2 separate regions of the Homo sapiens genome follow, and region 1 is linked to region 2. A link is an interaction called in ENCODE POLR2A ChIA-PET data of the cell type or tissue named here. Cell type or tissue: B cell. All regions are shown on one strand.

The links. ChIA-PET counts read pairs that join two places held together with the same protein. Peaks named below come from ENCODE experiments on the same cell type or tissue, not always from the same donor. Only the 100,000 strongest peaks of a DNase experiment are listed, where the experiment ranks them.
Region 1: POLR2A ChIA-PET joins it to region 2 with 10 read pairs; 2 of 35 experiments call an interaction of 5 or more read pairs at or near these places.

The regions. Positions count from the first base shown.
Region 1 is chr17:44,686,303-44,694,302 of GRCh38, forward strand. CCDC43 (coiled-coil domain containing 43) reads right to left here and starts at 3,474. Exons shown (of 5, transcript NM_144609.3): 1 at 3,248-3,474. The coding sequence starts at 3,451. LOC105371792 (a long non-coding RNA gene) reads left to right here. Exons shown (of 4, transcript XR_007065769.1): 2 at 1,552-1,721; 3 at 1,876-1,991; 4 at 2,639-2,711. LOC124904010 (a long non-coding RNA gene) reads left to right here and starts at 3,479. Exons shown (of 2, transcript XR_007065770.1): 1 at 3,479-3,552; 2 at 3,693-4,008. RefSeq lists enhancers at 3,207-3,796, 3,465-3,604. In B cell, no CTCF peak of the experiment used is centred here; DNase peaks (open chromatin) are centred at 3,569 and 4,889; H3K4me3 peaks cover 1,696 bases; H3K27ac peaks cover 1,437 bases.
Region 2 is chr17:45,303,707-45,311,706 of GRCh38, forward strand. All of the region lies in intron 1 of MAP3K14 (mitogen-activated protein kinase kinase kinase 14), which reads right to left. Among named protein-coding and RNA genes, the nearest start is that of MAP3K14, 9.3 kb to the right of the region's middle. RefSeq lists an enhancer at 4,006-4,145. In B cell, no CTCF peak of the experiment used is centred here; a DNase peak (open chromatin) is centred at 4,045; H3K4me3 peaks cover 2,048 bases; H3K27ac peaks cover 7,377 bases.

The sequences.
Region 1 (8,000 bases), 620 kb before region 2:
ATTTCTTCCTCTACCTTGCATCCTTTTAGCTACATGCTAGACACACAGAACTTCCTTGGTCCAGAGTTTCAATAGTTCATGGGTTTCCCCCAACCCCCACCAGCAAGAAAAGCAAAGAAACAGAAAAAGAAAAAAGGATGAGAAAGTGGTACAGCTCTTTTAAAATCCCCCACCAAAAGAAAAAGAATGGCAGGAAAAGGAGCAGCAGAGAGGCAAAAGAGAACGGGAACTCTTAAGAGGACAAAGTGGTTTATTTCCTCAGTCTCCTCATCCAAATCAATGTAGTTCAATCATCCATTCCTTCATTTATTTATACAGAAGGTGCCTGCTATGTTCAAGGCACTAAGAGGAAAGTTTATCCTACTTACAATGCTCCTTTTTCCCTGGCACTTATCACTTTGTAACATACTATATAATTTACTAGTGATGCTTTTCCATGCTAGAATGTAACCGCATGAGGGCAGGAATTTCTATCTGTTTTATTCTTTGAAGTGCCCCAAGCACTTAGGGTAGTGCCTGGCATACGGTAATCCATCAATAAAAATTTGATAAATCAATCAACCAATGCAAGTACTATTGAAGAGAAGGATGATAAAAGTTTTTGTTTACTGTTATTTGCTCCTAACTATATGCCACTGTTCTTGAATTTTACCTCAGATTATTGCTAACAAACTTCTAAATTCCTCATATTAAATCCTAGCCCAAGTCAGGCACAGAGGCTCACATCTGTAATCTCAGCACTTTGGGAGGCCAAGGCAGGAGGATGTCTTGAGCCCAGGAGCATAAGACCACCCTGAGCAACATGGCAAAACCCTGTCTCTACAAAAAAAAATTTTTTTTTTTTAATTAGCCAGGCATGGCTGGGTGTGGTGGCTCACGCCTATAGCCCCAGCACTTTGAGAGACTGAGATGGGTGGATCACTTGAGGTCAGGAGTTTGAGACCAGCCTGGTCAACATGGTGAAACCCCATCTCTACTAAAAATATAAAAATTAGCCAGGCATGGTGGCATATGCCTGTAATCCCAGCTACTCGGGAGGCTGAGAATCACCTGAACCCAGGAGGCAGAGGTTACAGTGAGCCGAGATTTTGCTACTGCACTCCAGCCTGGGTGACAGAGTGAGACTTTGTCTCAAAAAATAAAACATAAAACATAAAAAAAAAAGTTAGCCAGGCATGATATGTGATGGCAGGTGCCTGTAGTCCTAGCTACTTGGGAGGCTGATGAGAGGGGATTGCTTGAGTCCAGTCGTTCAAGGCTACAGTGAGTTATGATCACATTACTATAACAGAGCGAGACTCTCTTAAAAAAAAAAAAAGGCAAACTAATGTCTACCTTTATCAACAGAAACAGCTCCAAATAATGATGGACTGATCAAGAAGCTGGTACCAAGAAGTCTCAAAGTTATTTCAACAGCTTCATGGAGTGTTTAGAAACTTCCCAGCTGTAAATAAAAACTACCTTAAATTGCTTGCCTCCTACTCTTTCTCCCTATAATCTGTAATGTTGTGGTCCAAAAAAAGAATTGATTCCACTGTCTTGTATTTCCAGTGAACTTCCAAGCTTCCTCACAGGCTGTGTTAAAGTTTTCCCATTTATAAGCCAATCTTGCCAGAAGAGGCTCTGGAACTCAAATGGGTTACTGCCAGAAGAATCTGGGACAGCTGCACTAGTGTTATATTTCAACCATGTACCCAATCTATGAACTGCTTCCACCAAATGTGAGTGATTTTTTCCTAGCACTTGTTTCCGCTTTCACAAAACACTTTTGGATTTGAAAATGTTTCTGCCTTCTACCCTTTTAAAAAAATGAGATATGAATATGTACATTTATATCTATATATATTTATACTAATTTTTTTTTCTTTGAGACAGGGTCACTCTGTCACCCAAGCTGGAGTGCAGTGGCACAATCACGGCTCACTGCAGCCACAGCCTCCTAGGCTCAAGTGATCCTCCCACTTCAGACTTCTGAGTAGCTGGGACTACAGGTATGCGCCACCATACCTGGCTAATTTTTTAAATTTTTTTGTAGAGACAGGGTCTTGCTATGTTGCCCAGTGTGGTGTGGAACTCTTGGCCTCAAGCAATCCTCCCACCTCAGCCTCCCAAAGTGGTGAGATTACAAACATGAGCCACTGTGCCCCACCTCATGGTACATTTTGATTCTATTACTAGCCTTTCAAAATTGGTTTTGAGAATAACAAAGAACCCATTTTTCTAACCTGTCCATTGTAATAAATGCCAGAGGATAAAGCCTTTGATGGACAGACAGGTGGCTCTCACAGTAGCAATCAGGTATCCAGGATCTCCTCTAATCCATGAATGCAGAGACAACTCTAGCTTCTACAGCATTTAGTGATGATTCAAGTAAATTTTATTTTTAAGCTTGTATTTAAAAGGAAACAATTTGTTAGACAGCCACAGGTAGCACCTACAACCAATTTAATCTGTAATAACCAGTCTAATAAGTGTGTATGTTGGAGGTGTGGGAAGTGAAGATGAAGGCAGCAGAAATGATCAGGTTGAAAAAGTGGACATCTGGGTGACTTACTATGTAAACATAGCTTAAAGTACACATTTCTGAATACCTTGCTTCTAACAGGCTAAGGACTAAGTTTCTCTCTCTTCGTTAAAGCTCTGATCTCTCTCATACCCTCCTTCCCACCACCAATGATTACTGTAAATACTGTAATGGATCAAGCACGACGTTTGCTTCAGTTCTGCGTGGGCATGAAAAGACTTCTACCACCAGCTTACCTTTTATGGACTCCTACATCCATATAAGAATCAAAAGGGCACTTCCTGCAGGCTTCTGTCATGGGACAGCCCTGGGAACTGCCTTGTAATAGGCACAGACCTCCCAAGAGCATTTTAATACCCCCAGTGAACACTGTAAACGGATGGAAATGGAATTGGTCGTCAGATATTTATGATAACATTCCCATTCTGACATTTCAATGCCTTCGGAAGAACCCTCCTCGGCTCACTCACAAGCATCGGAGAGGGCCTTGTCCCCAAGAATACGAGAAAGCCCTTCCTCTCTGTGTACCTGCAGCTTTCAGGCTTCCCACACCTGGTTGGGGAGCAACCTCCTTCCCCCGCCGCCCAGATATCAGAGGAGTATACCTCTCCCAGGTGAGACCACTGAGCCTCTGGGATACCCGGTAGGGGAGGGAGGGTGCAAAGTACTGACAGGTCCTCAGATGCTGGCCAGAGGCTGAAGGAATGTGTCCAGGCTACTCACCAGGAAAGCAGAGAGGATCCCCTGCAGAGCGTCCAGCTTCTCTTCTTCCTCCTCCTCCTGCAGGATACCCAAGATGTAGGCTCCATAAACGGCTCGGTCCACTCCCAGTGCCTCCAACCGTCCGTCCAGCCAGGAGCCAAAGCCGCCGCCTCCGCCATCGCCTTCGCCAGGGGCTATCGCGGCCACTTCGCTGGGCGCCGCCATCTTGGGGTCAGGGTCCTGCAAGCCCCTAGGGCGCCTACCGCAGTGCCTGACGGGCCGCGCCGCAGGTCCACCGCGCATGCCTGAAGAGGAAGCCCAGGCCCGTAAGTGCAAAGAGCGCAGCCGTGTCGGCCGGCTTGAGAGTTTTGTGCTTTCTAGATGAAGCGCGTCTTCGCATACGTGCGGTCGCGTGATCTCACAAGATGCTTGGCATGTGAGTATTCTTAACAGACTCATTCTACAGTTCGGGAAGTTGAGAGAGGTGCAGTAATTTGGCCAAAGTCACGCGGCTAATAACTACCCAGGACTGGAGCTCAGCGTGGATGCCATCGCTTCCTCCACCCGACCGAGCTGCCTTCCCCGCGCTTTCGGGGGATGCTGGCCGCCCACTCCCACACAGCTGTCTGGCAAGAACCTCCTGACAGCCTGGAATACCCTCGTCGTCGCTACCGACGGCTACCACCTTCACCTGTACAAGCCCTTCCCTGTCAAAGTAAAGGTTGCAGAAAACCTTCCCTGATTCCATGGTAGGCACTCAGTAAATAAACAGGCAACCTCAAGTTATTTCTTCCACTCATTGATTCAACGCGTGCACGGGACTATTCTTTGAGAAGCGTACCCCACCCTCTGCTAGGCACTGTGCCAAAAGCTTTTCATGCATTATCTCTTGTAATCCTCCCTACAGCCCTGTGGGGAGATGCTTTTATTGTCCACATTTTAAAGATAAGGAGACAGGCCGGGCGCCATGTCTCACGCCTGTAATCCCAACAGTTTGGGAAGCCGAGGCGGGTGGATCACCTGAGGTCAGGAGTTCGAGACCAGCCTGGCCGACATGGTGAAACCCCGTCTCTAGTAAAAATACAAAAATAAGGCCGGGCACGGTGGCTCACTCCCGTAATCCCAGCACTTTGGAAGGCCAAAGTGGGCAGCTCACCTGAGGTCTGGAGTTCGAGACTAGCCTGACCAAAATGGAGAACCCCCGTCTCTACTAAAAATACAAAATTAGCCGGGCGTGGTGGGACATGCCTGTAATCCCAGCTACGTGGGAGGCTGAGGCAGGAGAATCGCTTGAACCCAGGAGGCGGAGGTTGCGGTGAGCAGAGATCGTGCCATTGCACTCCAGCCTGGGCAACAAGAGCGAAATTCCGTCTCAAAACAAACAACAACAACAACAAAAGCCAGGTGTGGTGGCGCGGGCCTGTAATCCCAGCTACTCAGAATCGCTGGAACCCGGAAGGCGGAGGTTGCAGTGAGCCAAGATCGCGCCGCTGCACTCCAGCCTGAGCGACAGTGAGACTCCATCTCAAAAACAAACAAACAAACGAACAAACAAAATCACTAAAGATAAGGAGACAGATATGGAGAGAGTCACACAACTAGAGGGCGCCTAACCAGTGGCAAGAACTCTTCTTTGGCAGAGTTATGAGAGCTTCAGCTGACGTCAAAACACCTGGCTCTGGGCTGGAATGAATTACCCAAGAATTTGGTTGGCTTTAGCTGAAGTGCAGAGGAAGCTGGCAAGGTCCTGGCTAACTCCTTCCTCAAATATGTACTGAGTACCTTCAGTATGGCATTGTTGCTGGCACTGAAAACACAAAAATGAATGTCACAAAATATATGTCCTCAGGGGTTTTTAATCCATTAGGAACAGACATGTTTAAACAAATGATGACAATATAGTGATATAAATGTTTTAATGGAGCTTTATCTAGCGGAGATTGCAGTAGGATGCCTAGAAGATTGAGTTAACTTTACCTGTTGGAGTGGAGTTGGAAGCAGGTGGGGAGAGGTTCATAGGAAATCCAGGAAGGCTTCCCAGTGGAGATGATGCTTGAACTTTCTTGAAGAATGGTAGGAGTTCTTTACATAAAGGGACTGGAGGGAAAAAGGGGGTAGATCCAGATGCAGGGGAACTGTGAATTCAAAGGCTTGCTAGGGGGCCTCCAGAGAGTCATGTATGGCTTGAGCTACAGGATTCAAATAGAAGATATTCAGGGGATAACAACAAAAAAAGAAGGAAAGGAGTTTGTATACCTTGCAGAGGTCCTCTTATTGCAGAGGTCTACCCTTAGTGGCATTGGGATTATGTAAATGAATGGACACTAAATGAATGGCACAGATACAAATGTAAGAAATATGGCAGAGTGTGAATTTTAGTTGCGTGGCTTCTGTGTGCTCGCTGAGTTAGATAGAATGTGACACTAACAGAGTCAGAGGCCAGAGTCAGCCTCCAAAGGCTTGCCTCTTTTTCAAGTCCTCAGTTATTCTTTCTAATCTAGTAGCTGTCTTGCAGGTAGGGCTTGTCAGTTCACAGACCTGGGTGCCATCATGGCTCAAGGATGATAGCTGGTCAGTGCAGAGCCCCCAAACCAGAAAAACATCACAAAATTTTGTTTTTTAGAAATACAGCCTCACAAGAAGTTTCAAAAATAGTACATAGAGTCCTGCACACCTTCACCCAGTTTCCCCCAATAGTAACATCAAACATAAAGACAGTATAATAGTAAATCAGGAAATTGATATAGGTATTATGCAATAAGGTTTTTTTGGTTTTTGTTTTGAGGTGGAGTCTCACGGTTGTCGTCCAGACTGGAGTGCAGTGGTATGATCTCAGCTCACTACAACCTCCGTCTCCTGGGTTCAAGCAATTCTCCTGCCTCACCCTTCCATGTAGCTGGGATTACAGGCACCCAGCACCACACCCGGCTAATTTTTTTCCTATTTTTAGTAGAGATAGGGTTTTGCCATGTTGGCCAAGCTGGTCTCAAACTGCTGATCTCAGGTGATGCACCTGCTTCGGCATCCCAAAGCGCTGGGATTACAGGCATGAGACACTGCTCCTGGCCATAATGCAATAAGGTTTTTTGAAAGCATCAACAAGCTTCTCAAAAACTGAATCAAGGTTCTCCAGACCCTAAATTTTAAGAATATCCTCAATGGCTATTTTACTACAAAAGTAACATAGCTCATGCTTTAAAAAATATTATATAAGGCCAAGCACGGTGGCTCACGCCTGTAATCCCAGCACTTTGGAAGGCCAACGCGGGTAGATCAACTGAGGTCGGGAGTTCGAGACCAGCCTGGCCAACTGGTGAAACCCCATCTCTACTAAAAAAATACAAAAAAATGGCCCTGCGCGGTGGCTCACACCTGTAATCCCAGCACTTTGGGAGGCCGAGGCGGGCAGATCACGAGGTCAGGAGATCGAGACCATCCTGGATAATAGGTGAAACCCCGTCTCTACTAAAAATACAAAAAAAAATTAACTGGGTGTGGTTGCGGGCGCCTATAGTCCCAGCTACTAGGGAGGCTGAAGCAGGAGAATGGCGCGAATCCGGGAGGCAGAGCTTGCAGTGAGCCGAGATCTGACCACTGCTCTCCAGCCTGGGCAACAGAGTGAGACTCCATCTCAAAAAAAAACAAAAAAAACAAAAAAATTAGCCAGCTATGGTGGTAGGCGCATGTAATCCCAGTTACTTGGGAGGCTGAGGCAGGAGAATTGCTTGAAACCAGGAGGCGGAGGTTACAGTGAGCTGAGATTACGCCATTGTACTCCAACCTGGGCAACAAGGGCAAAACTCTGTCTCAACAAAAAAAAAGAAAAAATTATATAAATGGATAAGCGACAAATTGAAAGCTTACAAAAAATAAAATACGCAAATTAAGATTGCAGTGAAATACCACGTCCGCTTTTCAGATCAAAAAAGTCTGATAATATGCTGTATTGAACTGTGCTTGGGTAAAAGACATTGGAAAATGTTAGAGCAGAAAGTAAATGGATCTGGTCTTGTTGGAGGACTGTTTGTTTGAAAAGACCCAGCATTTCTGCTTCTGGGAATTTGTTCATAAGTTATTCATTTATTTTTATCTTTACTTGTGGTAAAATACACAATTTGCCATCTTAACTATTTTTAAGTATACGATTTAATAGTGTTAAGTATTAATTATTTTTAAAATTTTTGGTTTAAACTGGGCGTGGTGCCTGTTTAAACTGGGCGTGGTTTAAACTGGGCGTGGTTGGCTGGGCGCGGTGGCTCACGCCTGTAATCCCCGCACTTAGGGAGGCCAAGGTGGGTGGATCACTGAGGTCAGGAGTTCAAGACCAGTCTAGCCAACATGGCAAAACCCTGTCTCTACTAAAAATATAAAAATTAGCCAGGTGTGGTAATGCATGCCTATAGTCCCAGCTACTTGGCCACTTGAGAAGCTGAGGCAGGAGATTCACTCGAATTCGGGACACGGAGGTTGCAGTGAGTTGAGATAATGCCACTGCATTCCAGCCTGGGCAACAGAGTGAGACTCTGTCTCAAAAAAAGAAAAAAATTTTGATTTAATATTTTGTATAATGGCCAGGCACACTGGCTTACACCTGTAATCCCAGTACTTTGGGAGGCTGACAAGGGAGGATTGCTTGAGGCCAGGAGTTCGAGACTAACCTGGTCAACATAATGAGACCCCAGCTCTACAAAAAAAAAAAGTGGTGGTGCATGTCTTTTGTCCTACCTACTCAGGAGGTTGAGGCAAGAGGATCACTTGAGCCCAGGAGCTCAAA
Region 2 (8,000 bases):
AATTACTATACATATATAAACATATAGTTTGGGACTTTTTTTTTTTTTTGTATTTTTAGTAGAGACGGGGTTTCACCGTGTTAGCTAGGATGGTCTTGATCTCCTGACCTCGTGATCCAGCCGCCTCGGCCTCCCAAAGTGCTGGGATTACAGGCGTGAGCCACCGTGCCTGGCCTAGTTTGGGACTATTTTTAAAAGAAACATGGATTATACACATGTAATGTCATACAAATTGTATCTTTCACTTAAGATACTATGAATACTATTCCATCTCAGCACATTTAGATTTATTTCTTTTCTTTTCTTTTTTTTTTTTTTTTTTTTGAGACGGAGTCTCGCTCTGTCGCCCAGGCTGGAGCGCAGCAGCCCATTCTTGGCTCACTGCAACCTCCGTCTCCCGAGTTCAAGTGATCCTCCTGCCTCAACCTTCCGAGTTACAGGCGTCAGCCACCACATCCGGCTAATTTTTGTATTTTTAGTAGAGACGGGGTTTCACCATGTTGGTCAGGCTGGTCTTGAACTCCTGACCTCAAACAATCCACCCGCCTTGGCCTCCCAAAGTACTGGGATTACAGGTGTGAGCCACCATGGTTGACCTCTAATTCATTCTTTTTAAGGCTTCATAAGATTGGAAGGTACAGATGTATCATCATTTTCCCACCTGGAAACTTTGTTTCCAATTTTTCACTTATACGTAATAATGGAAAAAACTCTACCCTTATTCACATTTATGTGTACATGTAGAAGGAATTCTAGGTGGTAAGCTCTTGGGATTGGAATTTCTGGGTGACTCTTTTGTTAATGGGTTATATCTTTTCTCCTGTTTCTATGTGTCAGAGAAGTAGATAGCATCAGATAGGTGGTTTCCAAACATTGTATTATTTATTTGCTGTGAAGATGCTATCCTTGCTTTCAACATGCCTATAGTCTAGATGGGGAAAAAATGGGTAGATGGATAAATAAATCATAAAGGAATAATCAAAGTGCTCTTAGGATCAGAAAGACCCTCAGAGGTAATTTCTTCCAACATATTACTTACTAATCCTGAGGAATGGCCATTCAGCTACATGACAGGATGGCCTTGGAGTCAGAAGATCTGAGTTTGAATCTTAGTTTCTCAATACTCTGGTGTGTGACCATGGGCAGGTCACATAATCTGAGACTCAGGAGTCTTATCTGTAATATAGGGATCCTCAAACCTACATGATAGAATTTTACACGGTGACTCAATGCAAGGAACAAAGTTTAAATTACATAGCACAGTGCCTGGCATGCAGTGGGCACTCTGGAAACATCAGTGGAACCTCCAGTGAGATGGAAGCCGCTACAAGATGAGCAGTCAGACCTTTGTATGACTGGAAGTGTAAGATTTTTTTTGGTTTTATGTTTTTTTATTTTTTTTATTTTTTGAGACGGAGTCTTGCTCTGTCGCCCAGGCTGGAGTGCAGTGACGCAATCTCGGCTCACTGCAAGCTCTGCCTGCCGGGTTTACACCATTCTCCAGCCTCAGCCTCCTGAGTAGCGGGACTACAGGCACCCGCCACCACGCTCAGCTAATTTTTTGTATTTTTAGTAGAGACAGGATTTCACCATGTTAGCCAGGATGGTCTCGATCTCCTGACCTCGTGATCCACCTGCCTCGGCCTCCCAAAGTGCTGGGATTACAGGCGTGAGCCACAGCGCCCGGCCGTTTTTTTTTTTTTTTTTGTGAGACAGAGTCTTGCTGTCACCCAGGCTGGAGTGCAGTGGTGTGATCTTGGCTCACTGCAACCTCCACCTCCCGAATTCAAGCGATTCTTATGCCTCAGCCACCCAAGTGGCTGGGATTACAGGCATGTACCACCACGCATGGCTAATTTCATTTATTTATTTTTTTGTAGAAATGGGATTGTGCCATCTTGGCCAGGCTGATCTCAAACTCCTGGCCTCAAGTGATCTGCCCACCTCAGCCTCCCAAAGTGCTAGGATTACAGATGTGAGTCATGGTCTATAAGTGTTAAGTTGCTTCAAAGTTGCTGCTATAAGGCACTGAAGCCTACCTCCCACAGCTTCTAGCCAGCAGCCCTAGCATCAGACAGAAAGTCTGGAACAGATGTGGTCAAAGCAGGAGGAGGACAATCCTGAAAGCAGAGGGACAGAGTGGTCGGCAAGAACCCATGAAGATGTTCTTTGAAGAGCATTCTGCACACCCCATCTGGCTTCTGTGTCCACTGGCAGTGCCTCAGCTCTGCGTGATGAACTGGGACCCACAATTCCTTGGCAGCTAAAGCTGAAATTAGTTGTCCTGTGGTCATCTTTGAGTGTTACAACAATCTGCTATTTGTATACACATAACTACATGCTGGTTGTTGGTAATCATACAAATGAATAATAATGACAGCTATTATTATCTGCCATGTATTAGGTAATGCGTGCATTTTTTTCTTGAATCCTCACAACTCTGTGAGCAAGGCACTAATGTTATCCGTTTACAAGGAGGAAGAAACTGGGCCTCAGTAGGCCAAGTAATTTGCCCAAGGCCACACAGCAGTGAAGTGGCAGCGGCAGGATTTGCACAAGAGACTTTTATGTCAAAGCCCATACTCTTAACCATGACACTCTTCCTACTCCCAAATGATCTAAGCTTTAAAAATTGGGACCGAGATGCAGAAGCTGTCACAAGTCAAAGGTTAGTGAGAAATTCAGGGACTGGCCTGGGAGGAAGCACCTTAATTAGGAAGCATGAACTACAGCCAGCCTATGTTCTGGAAAAAGCAACTTTAAAATGACAACAGGGAAGAAAGACTCCAAGCTGGACTTGTGGTGGGCCTGTGTTCCTCAGCCCACCCAGGCCTGACATAGCCAGGCCCATTCCAAGGAGAAATTCTATGACAAATGCAAATTTGCCATTCACTTTACAAAGCCTGGCTGCAGGCTTCTTGAACCTATTTACCATTCTTTTTATAACAAAGACTCGAGCATCATTTGCTATCTTCATAAATTTCATCAGTACTTTTGCCCCCAGGCCCTGATACAGGGCATTTTATAAGCTTTAAAAGAGAAGTATTACAATGGTATTTTCAATTCAACCTTCAAATCCTTTGCACAAGGAGAGCCAACAGCAAATAGAAAAGACGCCACAGGGGGCATCATGGATCCACAAAGACCCAATATGCAGGAGAACATGTCGGGCAAGGTAGTATTGAGATAAAAACCTGTCACACGTGTACTTAATTTTATACAATAAGCAACAAGGAATGTTTAATGTATATTGTATAAAAAATTTTTCAGGCCGGGAGTGGTGGCTCACACCTGTAATCCTAGCACATTGGGAGGCCCAGGCGGGCGGACTGCCTGAGGTTGTGAGATCGAGACCAGCCTGGCCAACATGGCAAAACGCTGCCTCCACTAGAAATACAAAAATTAGCTGGGTGTGGTGGTGGGTGCCTGTAATCCCAGCTACTCGGGAGGCTGAGGCACAAGAATCGCTTGAACCCGGGAGGTGGAGGTTGCAGTGAGCCGAGATTGTGCCACTGCACTCCAACCTAGGCAACAGAGTGAGACTCTGTCTCAAAAAATTAAAAAAAAAAATTAATTAATTAATTAATTAAAAAAATTTCAAGTGTCATCGAAATCAGCAACTTAGGGTATTTTGTGTAACTGAATATTCTGATTAAGTGGGGGCTGCCCTGTATGCCACTTAACATGACCAATTTCCAAAGATTAGATGGCCATAATTGCCCTTGACACTAAAATCATGTGAAACACAGCCAGTTTCTTTGATGACTCAAAACGTACTTTGTGATCTTGCCAAGCTTTGAGATCATCGTTACAAGCAGCATTTTGGTTGTGAAAAACAACTCTCCTTATTTAACCTTTTGGGGTGGATTCTGAGCAAGAAGTTCCCTAGGCTACGGTCAATCTCGCTGAAATACAACCACCCACCGCTCCTTTCTGGGTTTAGAAATCTGGTTTTCAGAGGTGGGAGTGGCTTCAAGCAGCGTCTACCTGTGTTCAGAAAAGATGAAGAAAGACAGGCTCAGGCTCCCTGTATAGGAGAATTCAAGTTCATTGTAGTCACTGGTGACTGGTTCTGAAATTGAGGAACTAGTTTGAGGAACTTCAGAATAAACAAGAAACCCAAAGAACTCAGCTTCCACAGAAGGCTTCCAATGCATGGAAGGAGGCACAGGTCCAGCTCCGCCCTGTGGCGGGGCAACCTTGACCCTGGCCTCATTTCAGATGCTGCCCCACATGCTCTTTGACAAGCTGGACCAAGTAACCAGCTTGAGGACATGAGTGGCAGAGGGGTCCCTTTATAATGAGGGGTCATATTCTTGTCCTCCCTTGGGAAGGTAAAAAAGGGCTTGGGACATGGGGCATGATGAGGAATATTCTCAGAGGATCTCACACGATTCTTTGGTAAAAGAGGGTAAATCATGAAACAGCCCACGGCTCTCTCGTCCTCCCCGAGGCCAGCAGGGCTTAGCGGGAGGAGTTTGGATTCAAGTCTTGTACTTTCACTCAACAGCAAATATTTAATCAGTGGCTACCATGTTTCAGGCACCGTGCTGGCCAGCAGGAATATGAGGATGACCAAGAGCCTTCTCTGTTGAAACCCTTGAAAGGCCTTCTTGGAATGCTGAACCCAGTTACCTAGAAGCACTGCCTTGATCTACCTGCCTACAACTCTCTAGTGGCACCAAGCCTATGGGATGTGCCAGTGTGGTCACTGCCCTCCCAATTCTCACTTGGAGGGGTGGGAGGTGGTCAGTTATGTGTTTATTAGCTGGCTACTCACTGTCTGATTCTACTTTGAACTATATTTTCTTTTTTGAGAAGAGGACTTGTTCTGTCACCCAGGCTGGAATGCAGTGGTACAACCATAGCTTACTACAGCCTCGAACTCCTGAGCTCAAGTGATCATCCCACCTCAGCCTCTGAAGTAGCTGGACTACAGGTAAGCACCACCATGCCCAGCTAATCTTTTTTTTTTTTTTTTGACAGAGTCTTGCTCTGTCGCCCAGGCTGGGGTGCAGTGGTGCGATCATGGCTCATTGCAACCTCTGCCTCCCAGGTTCAAGTGATTCTTGTGCCTCAGCCTCCCGAGTAGCTGGGATTACAAGTGCCCACCAACACACCTGGCTAATTTTTGTATTTTTAGTAGAGACGGGTCTCACCATGTTGGCCAGGCTGGTCTTGACCTCCTGGCCTCAAGTGGTCTGCCTGTCTTGGCCTCCCGAAGTGCTGGGATTACAGGTGTGAGCCACTGCGCCTGGCAATGTCCAGCTAGTTTAAAAAAATTTTTTTTTTGGAGGTGGATCTCACTATGTTGTCCAGGCTGGTCTCCAGTTCTTGGCCTAAAAGGCAATCCTCCTGCCTTAGCCTCCCAAGTCATTGGGATTACAGGCATGAGCCACTGTGCCCAAGCAACATTTGAGCAAATTTCTCCTGACTGTCCCTACGCTTCTGAAAATGCACTTCTTTCCCCCAGAGTGCTGAAGTTGCCCAACTGTTACCAAGCTCCCGCTCCAAGCTGACAAGTGGTACAAGACCCCAGGGTGAGAGAAATACCAAGGTGTTCCCACCCAGGCACCTGCAGAATCCGAGACGCTCTACGCCTGACAGTGCTGGCTCAGGCTGGAAAAGGAGGGCCACTGGGCTGCGCATGGTGGCCTCCTCGCTCCCTCCAGCTCCTATAGTCATGGCTCCTGACCAGCACCGGGGTTGACCTGTGAGATGTCTGCCTTCGTGCCCAGCTTACCCCTGTCTTGGTGAGGTCCTCCAGGGCGGTGCCTCAATTGTGTTTGGTTTTCTAGCACCTAGCAGACATGGCCCATTTGACACACTTGGCAAATGTTCCTGAGTGAAAGGACAGACACACTTCTGAGGAATAAATGAGTGCCACAGGCTCTGAGAGCCTGGCTGGACAGGGACACGTGTCCACACTGTCCAATCACCTGGCAGGCTGGAAGGGAGGGAGTCACAACTTGGTGGCTGTATTCTAACTGCACCCCAGCAAGCAGGTGTCCTGAAAGATGGCTGTGGAGCCTCTCCTGCCATCCCCTTTCCTAAATGCTGACCTAGAGACCCAATTACTTCTAATTGCTTGAGAAGATAACCCTTCTGAACTGGACAACACCCATCTGGGCTCGGATTTGCATATATTTGCAAGTATCTAATACATGCTAGAGGGAGGTGGTGCAGGACTCTGTCCTTCACATTGATCTATACAAAGCTATTCCTGCCTCTCCAGGCACAGCATCTGCCAGTGGAGACTGTTGGGCAGGACTCAAGGAGTCTGGTGGGTCCAATCAACTCCCTTGGCCAAAGGAGTCCATCTTTTTTTTTTTTTTTTTTTTTTTTGAGACGGAGTTTCGCTCTTGTCGCCCAGGCTGGAGTGCAATGGTGGATCTTGGCTCACTGCAACCTCCACCTCCCAGGTTCAAGTGATTCTCCTACCCCAGCCTCCCGAGTAGCTGGGATTACAGGCATGTGCCACCATGCCCAGCTAACTTTTTTGTATTTTTAGTAGAGATGGGGTTTCACCATGTTGGCCAGGATGGTCTCAATCTCTTGACCTTGTGATCCGCCCGCCTCAGCCTCCCAAAGCACTGGGATTACAGGCACGAGCCACCGTGCCCAGCCTCCATTTATAATCTTAACTGGCAACCACATCCTCATTGGAGGCTGGCTAAGCCTCCTTTTCCTCCCAACCCTCCTGGCTATCCCTAGTATGGACCAGAAACACCTACCTTTTAATTCTGGCCCAGTAAAAGGAAACTTTAATGTCAGTAGAAGGTGGGTGGTAGATTTTGGCTACAATAATTCTTTGCACTTACAGGGGCCACCATCCAGATATGACATCATGACATCATGCTTCACCCACAAGGAAGAGCCTCTCACTGAGAGGAGCCAGGCAGATCAGCTAGGATAACACCCAGAGTATGCATGCACCTCCTGCACAGAAGAAAGATGCAGAAGAGCTTCGTGCACTGTGGGTTTGGACCCCTGTAATCAATCATTGAAAGTTACTAAATACCCACTCTAGGTGAGATACTGCTTGGCTAGGTAGGAAAGTGCCCTAAAGGTGTGGGCAACCTTTGAGACTTCCTGGTAATTGTATTTTCTTATCAACCTTGACCTCCTTTTGATTACATGAACCTCATGGTATAAGACAGCGTCCAACAAATAGCTTTCTGTTTACTTTTTCTTAGACCCAGGGCAGCAGCTGCTGTGGCTCCACCCTTCCCAGGCCTGGCAGAGCTTGCAGAAAGGCTGAGAGTGATAGGGTTGTGGTAGGGGAATAAAAGGAGAAGCTAGTTTAAAAAAAAAAATCCTGCTTCAGGATTAGTTCCTTCGTTCCCTGGCAGCAGAGTACAGTGAAGAGTCTGGGTTTTATAGTTCAGGCTCTGCCATTAACTAGCTGTGTGGCCTTGGGCAACCCACTTGGCTTTCTTGGGCCACCATTTTCTCTTCTGCATTTTCTCACTGCAAAAAATGTGAATGATCATGTCCAGGCTATAATCCTAACAGCTCTTTCTGGACAGTGAGGTTAAGGTTATTTAGCCATGCCAGCAGGAGGTGACTACTGGTTGGTCCAGACTGATGGGGTATGGGTACAGGGGCTGGGTTGGTAGTCTGCCAGAGACAGGGAACGAGATTATTTGCAAGAGCTGCAGCTTCATTAAAGTCAAGCCCTCCTTGTAGTTGGTCCTGGACATTGCTTATAGATGTCCCTGACCATAATCGGTCAAGTTCAACACCAACTGCACTAGTCCAGAACAGTGTCTGAAGAAAATCTCTGCGTTAATGGACACCTGATAGTGGCTTTAGCAGAAAGAGCGTCAGGAGAAGCTGTAGTAACCAGAACCTGGGAGGGAGGGATGGCTCAGGAGTACCCCCTGCTGCTTCTTTCTTGGTACAAATCCTGGTCCTAGAAGTGTAGACAACTGAGATGGTGGCAGGCTTGGGATTCCTAAAGCTTTCTGAAATCCAGGGTTTAATCTAGCCTTTACAAT